Regions from separate parts of the Homo sapiens genome. Here region 2 is linked to region 1. Evidence: chromatin contacts called from ENCODE Hi-C data. All regions are on one chromosome and are shown on one strand. The core of a region is the stretch at or near the end of the contact, and the rest is flanking DNA. Distances in the headings are between cores, read along the strand shown. Region 1 holds the start of LINC02930 (long intergenic non-protein coding RNA 2930). Region 2 overlaps LINC02930 (long intergenic non-protein coding RNA 2930).

Region 1 (3,544 bases), core at 163-2,662:
CATAGAGTGGCTGTCAGACTCAGAGAAGACAACAAGTGAATGCTTGGGGACCTGACCAGTTGTAATGGCACAAGTGGGAAAATGCTTCCCATTCTCGTTCTTTTTCTCTCTCATTCACTTATGTCCCCATATCTGTAGTCAGGCATTTGTGGTATAAATAGCTTGGTTAGGAGTAGAGTGGGTAGCCATGAGCAGGGTGTGGAAGTTAAAATGGCACCTTTGCCAATTCCAGCCAAGCCTATGGCCAACAGCCAGGCCTGGCCTCTTCCACTTGACACTGGCCTGCTGGTGAGACTCACAAGACCTCCTTGCTTTGTAAACATCATCCAAAATTCTTCCATCAGTTGACATCACCATCTAGTGGGGTCTTCTCTCATGGGAACTTCTGCTCAGAGAGCGAATTGCTATGAGTCAGTAGGAATGACTAACAGAGATTCCAGAGAGAAGACACTGCCAGTTCATGGCCTCTTAAAGAAATGAATACATCAGTTAAAAGGCTCTTGTCTGCTGTCTATGACTTTCAGAACAACTTCTCCCAGTTGTCTGACATTGAGAGTAATGGAACCCTTGGGAGAAGTATCAACGTAATTAACAAACTTAGACATAATGATCCCTGATACTTTTAACAAAACATAAAATAACCAAGAAATGTCTACCACTTTATAAGTTCACATTGGAAACACACCTGATATAAATAATGAGTCAGAACAGTGGTTTCACTATTAAAAGTCAGCAGGTTTCATTATTAAAAGTCAGCCAAGAAAACGTGAAAACTTACAGGCTGAAAGAATAATTAAAGGCGATCACTATAGATTTTAAGCATTATTAGTTCTCAAAACTTCTGACTGGCTGATGATGAAGACAAATTCATTCTAATTGTCCTTGATAATTTCATGCTTTTAAAATCTCATGGCAAGACCAACTTGGGAGCCATAGTCCTCAACAGTGGGCATGGTCAGAATGATGGCTGGTAAGAGCAGAGCCCTAATCCATGACAGAATCTGTTAGCCTGCATGGATACAAGTGGGATGATGACTAATGAAGCCACTATTTAGCATTGTATCTAGGATTTCCTTGCCATCTGTAAACCGTGACCCCTCCCTTCAGGCAGTTTTTTAACCTGAGGTGGTTACCTGTTTTTGTTTGCTGTCCTACACTCCTGGCCCCTTGATAGAATTCAACTCTTCTTTGATAACGATTCAGTCTTCCCCTGTTCAAGTGATCAATGTGGGGCTGACCCCACCTCAGCTTCAGAGATGAGCATGTGACCCTGCCTGGCCAATGAGAATACCATATCTCTCTGACCATAGTGATTGGTTAAGGGATGAACATGTGGCCCACAGCTGACCAATCAGAGCTACTGAGACTCAGTTCTATGGTTTCAATGGAAACCACTGAAAAAGAGAAACTCTCTTTTGGCTAGAGTTGCTGTGAGGATGGAATGGGGAACCTGGACAGCTCCAGCAATCTTACTGCAGAAGGTGCTTCTGGGTGGATCCCAGGCAGAGGAATCAGAGGCAAAACATGGAGGGAGTGAACTCCTGAAATCACTTGGGTTCTGAATCCAGCCAAGCCCGAAACCAGCCCTGCCCTGGGCTTTTCAGGTACTTGAGCCAATGCATTCTCTTTTCCTCTTCATCAAGGTTTGTTTAGAGTTTGCATCCCACGTGACTGAACAGAATGGACATTGCTCTTAGCAAGGGACAGTAACCATGAGTCCAAGTCCTGAAACAGAGATGGGGTCCCCTTCCTCCCTTCTCACTGGTTTCCTTCCTCCTGAGTGGGGTCTATCTGAGCCTGGCATTTCCTTCGTGACAGTTTCATTTGCTCCTGGACGGTTCCCTTGCTCACCATCAGCCCTCGGGCCAGCTCTAACACTCAGTTTGTCCAGATAATGTTAGGAACCTGTAAAGAGGAACTCTATGTTGTTCAACTTTTTCTCTCATTAGCACACTGTTTTTCTGTCCCGGGTGATGCAGGCTGAATGCAAAGCAGCAAGATGTGCTGGTTTGAATTCCGTGGCCTTCCTTCATCAGCCTGAGTGTTTGTGTACACACAGCTGGGCTGCAACGTCAGTTTCTGTCTGATGGCTCAGAGCCACAATTTTACCCTGTTATTGATGCCCATTATGTCATTTTAGAAAATGTAGGGATGTGGCTGTCCAACTTATCTGAATATCTGTATATAAATAAATAAATGTACATTTAAATCCATCCTAACTTTGACGTGATCTGAGGGAAAAATGAGGTCTTTGTGTTTTCCCATAGAAATAAGAAGAAAGTAGGTTAATAAACCATCAGTATCACAAGCAATAATGCAACACATGAAATATCATTTGCAAATTATTTTTGCAATTACAATGTTGGTTTTCCATGAAGAGTTGTAGCAGCTGCCTCCTCTCTCAAATAACATATTCACCTGTGGACAGATGGGGAATTGCTAAGATCCCAGCTTATGTTTGTGAAAAGAGAAGCACCACAGTTTAGTGAGCAAGGAGGTTACTAAGCTTGGTGTGCACTCAAAGGCCATGTCTGCACTGTGTGTGATGAAGTGGAGGCTTTGGATACCCATCAGCAAGTTTTATGTTAATAAAATATTTTTTCTTCTATCAAATGCTAAGACCAAAAAGTTTGTCATCTGAATGTAATCGCGTAATTGTCTTGACTCTCAGCTCCATTTTGTGCTCAGAAGAAAGCAGTTGTGTCACGAAATGGAAAGATGAGGTCTAGGTTCAGTAGACCAGTATTGGCATTCTGGGAAAAATAAGACCCCAAAGATAACTTTTTACCATGATTTCACAGACAAATAGGACCTGAGATTTTCTTTTTATGGAGCAAGAAAGCAATGCTTATGAGGACCAGATCTGGGTCTAGTACTACCAAAGAGACTGCAGAGACTTGTGGAGGCATGTGATGGTGTTTCTGAACAATGTTTTTAAATTGTATATGTTTTGTAACAGGAAGAGAGAGATAGGGAAAGGGAGGCGGGAGGAAGGAAAGAAGAAAATAAGAGGAAGGAAGGAAGAATGGAGGAAAATTTCTCTTAATCAGAGAAATAATGAGAGCAAAAAAGAAAAAGAAACCCAGAGAGTCAGAATTCTATTGCAGCATCGTTGGCTAGAGAAAAGGACACTCGGGATTTGACAGGTCGTTGGGAGTGGCTGCTGGGTTTGAGCAGAGTATAACACATCAAGAGCTATGATATACGAAACTGAGTAGGCTTATTTCTTGCATGGCAGAGGAAGGATTAGAACCAATGAGTAGGAAAGAGACTTTGGTTCAGTTTTAAGAACTTTCTTAATAGAGAAATGGGCTTGCCAGTGAGTAGTGAGTTTCTTGTCTGGAGACTTTCCAGCAGAGACCAAACACATATAGGGTACGTTGACAAGGGAATTTAAACATTGAGGAAAATGTTAGACTAACTACTGAGATTCTATGTTTCACATTCGACTCTTGGAAATTAAGCAGTCATCTTAATAGAATACCTGGAAGAATCTGAAGCCACTGGGAACAAATAACCCTTAGACTCATGCAGAGTTCAGAGG
Region 2 (3,670 bases), core at 431-2,930, 76 kb after region 1:
AATATAAGTTGTGATTGTGTACATAGATTCCATTATAAAATTATTGTTTTATCTTTCCTTCCAGTAAATATATTTGAAAATTTTATTTTTGTAATCAGATTTTCTTTTGAATTTAACTTTTAAGCTAATTTTAGGATTTACTATAGACACATTTATACCAGGATTTTCCCATTTTAAGTACTTAGCTTTTATTCTTATCATGCTTAAAATTGATGTACATATTCAAGTGTTCTTTTTTCACCAAATAAGTAAAGATATATTTTTTTCTGAATTCTTGTCTTTGTGGTAATGTCTTTCTTCTAGTTTTTCACATAACCAGCAACTTGGCCTTGGAAAATCCCTGGGAACCAGTCCTTTGTCCTCGTGTCTCCTTAGCTGTTACTTCTTTGTGTTTTAGTCTTTAGCATTATAGAGGGAAAAAAATCATACCAGTTTTTAATCACTTATAGATAATCTATTTTTCTTTTTGCTTTTATTTCTAATTTGATTTGTTTTCTTGTTTTAAACACTTGTACAATTTTACATTTGTTCTTGCAATTCAATAAAGGGCCAGGGTATTTTTAGACATGAGTCTAATTTTATTAACATTACCTGTTACATGGCAAATCTTCTGTATATAAGTATATATTGTCTTGCACCTCAGGAAAGTTTATTTCTTTTTATGTCTTTATTATTTTAGTTTTAGGTTTTTTTTCTTCCTTTGGAAAACCTGTAACACTTTAGTTCAGTCTTCTTCGTTATCTTCTGCATCTTGTATCTTTCCTTTTATTATTTTGGTGTCTTTGCCTTTTCCTATGCTTTCTGGAAGAGCAACTCACTTTCTTCCTGAATATCCTTGATTTAGTTTTTATGTAAATTTTGTTCTTTCTTGCCTCCAGTTCAGGTTTTAATTAGACCCTTCCATTTCCTTCTTAGTTTATCTGATTCCCTTGCCTCCTGCGCTTATCCTTCCCTGCGGCATTCTATTTCTGTTTCAAAAGGCCAAGTAATTTTATAAATCATTAAATATGTCTGATAAATTTCTAAAAAGGTGTTTTGATATCTGGAGTGAATCAGAGTGATGCATTTCCTTTGGGCTTTCAGAATGATTTTTCTTCTTACTCATTTTATAGCTTAAAAAAATTGTTGGGTCTTACTGCGTTTCTTAATTTTTCCTAAAACAGAGAGCTATATAGGGCTGGTGTTCTACAGACAAGGCCTGTCCTGTCTTGTCTACTCACCTGGTATCCCCCGCACAGTACATGGCCTGACACATAGTAGGCACACAACGATTATCCATTGAATGAATGATTGGCTAGGGAAAGCAATTCAACTAGTTTTCATCTTAGACATATGTTTTAAAAACCTTGTATAACAGAATCAAAATAAAGAAAGGGAGTTTTATTGCTTGGGTTGGAAGGAATTTATCCCTCAGCTGATGGCTCAGTGAACACAGCAAACCGGGTGAGCTTTCACCATCATCTTGCTCAGATGTATTTTTCTATACTTTCCCCTGCCAGTTGCCAAGAGACATTAATGAATCTTACAAAAGTCTGGACCATATATATCTTCAGAAGTGTCTGCCCTGCTCAGCCTGTGGACAATTATTCAAGTCATTGGAGATAGCTGGCCCAGTCAGGAAGGCCGTCTTCCTCACAACCAAGGCTTGGGTTTGACACCTTGTACATCCTGCATAAACAAACTCTGTTTGATTCAGGCCCCAAGGCAGACACAAAACAAGCGTTACCCACAAAGTGCAGCTGGGAGGAAGCTTGTCTGTTATCTGGGAGGAGGACAGAAGCTCAAGCTACGCACAAAACTTGCTTGGCTCATTTTATTAGATAACCCCTGCCCCCCGCCCCCCGCCCCACTTCCTGACTCTCTCTCTCTCTCTCTCTCTCTCTCTCTGTCTCACACACACACACACACACACACACACACACACACACACACACACACATTCCTCATCTGAGCCCAGCCCAGGAAGGTCCAGAAGGAGGCATACACATGCCTAGTGGGCCTTGTATTGTAGTGACCATTACAAAGAAATGTTTTAAAGGAAAGTAAAGGATTTTGCAGAATCCCATTTGCAGGGAAAGACCTGTTCTGTGCTGGCACCTGCTCCTATGTTTCTTCTAGCCACATTTGAAGGAGTCTCTAGAGCCCATGAAGAAGGCACATCCGATGTGTGGGAGGAATCAGAGTGCAAGAGGATGCAGAGGTCTGGGAGGAGCCTCCAGAGGGAAAAGCAACCTGCATCCTAGCTCCACAGATGCGCAGTCTCCCCTGCCCCAAATCCTGGAGCTGGCTTGGCATTTTGTCTGATGAATAACGCAGGGTTCTCCAAAATAGTTTTGCTCTAAAGATCGATTTCCTCAGATATCAAAACAGAAACCATGAGCAGCCCTCTCTCCAACTAAAGATAAGACATTTCAGAATACGAGAGGGCACACGACCCCCAAGACTGAAAGAGAGAGACTTGTTGATGCCACATGGGAGTATACTTCATTTGGCAATTATCCTCTCCCATTTTTACCCTCAATGGATCTGGAAATGGAGTCTGCAGACACTCTGGCTGATTTCCTAATGGGATCAAAGGAGTAATCCTGCAGAGCTCCCTGTGGACGCCACAGCAGGAGCGGGAGGGTCTCCTGGCAATGTTTGTAACACCTCCTTTGGATGTTGATTCTGCCCTAAGGTGCATGATGTTCTGCAGTGGAAATGGGTTGGCTCCCAGTTCTGCTCAGACTTTCAGACATTAATCTCTCAGACAGTTCAGAAGCTACAGTCAAGTCAGAATGGGAGGGAATGTGTCTGGGTGCCAGGTCCAGCCGTTAGGGCCCTTCTCAGCATGACTCCACACTTCCTTCTGGCCTTAACTCCCAATGTTCCTTTATACATCGCCTTAAACTACAGTAAAACTCAGCAGCTAAGCACAACCTTACTTTTCAACTTCCGTTTTGAGTAGGGTGGAGAGACACCTTCACTTGTTGTCTTGGCCTAGAATACCCTCTACCTCTTCCCTGCCCACACATCAAAATATTTTCTTTCCACCATTACAAACTTTAGTAAATAGCCTGGGTTTTCCCAGAACAGTCTAACCTGCATACAGATAAGGGCTTGTTTTCCTCATTATTGGTTTCCTTTGGGAAAGGCTTAATACAGAATTTTAAATTCTGTTCTGCTCATATTTTACACGCAGTGGTGTGTCCATCCTTGTCATTTTCACCCTCTCAATACAAACCTTATGTACTTAGAGACTTAATTAATAGCAAGCTACATCTAAAAATAAGAGAAATTAAAGCTCAATATTAGAAGACTTTAGGAATAAGATGACCCTTTTAATAGCATATTGCTGAGCTTTTACTAAACACCTATTATTGTGTTATTATTTGTGTTATTTTTCTAGGTAGGATTCATAAAAATGCTGTTATCTGTCCTGACAAGAGCAGAGGGAAGAGTGTATGTTTGAACCATCTTTATATTAACAGCACAATAAAATTCACGGCTTATAGTTTCCAAAATATTGCCATGCTCATTCTATGAACTGATTCCATAAACAAGTCTGTTGCTACCTACTTCCTCATACCTCTAGCTCCACCGCTGGCTCTTCCCCTCCTTTCCTAGGCCAGGCCCATTTCTCTCCAACTGTTCTTACAGTTGTGACCTCCTTCCCCAACTCCATCCATTT

The links. A loop is a pair of places that touch in the nucleus more often than their neighbours do. Pooled maps may share reads with other maps.
Region 2: a loop to region 1 is called in a map of endothelial cell of umbilical vein, with 2.1 times the contacts of the local background. The contact joins the enhancer-like site here to the promoter of LINC02930 in region 1. A Hi-C loop is called at or near these places in 1 of 168 maps with a recorded cell type or tissue (endothelial cell of umbilical vein) and 1 of 50 pooled maps.

What each region holds. Positions count from the first base shown.
Region 1 is chr10:120,607,170-120,610,713 of GRCh38, forward strand. LINC02930 (long intergenic non-protein coding RNA 2930) reads left to right here and starts at 1,413. Exons shown (of 5, transcript XR_002957103.2): 1 at 1,413-1,604.
Region 2 is chr10:120,682,716-120,686,385 of GRCh38, forward strand. All of the region lies in intron 2 of LINC02930 (long intergenic non-protein coding RNA 2930), which reads left to right. Among named protein-coding and RNA genes, the nearest start is that of LINC02930, 76 kb to the left of the region's middle. Within about 2 kb of position 1,681, at least 2 of the 41 ENCODE cell types and tissues checked have a DNase peak (open chromatin) inside an H3K27ac peak, as active enhancers do; they include endothelial cell of umbilical vein, where a contact is called at or near this core.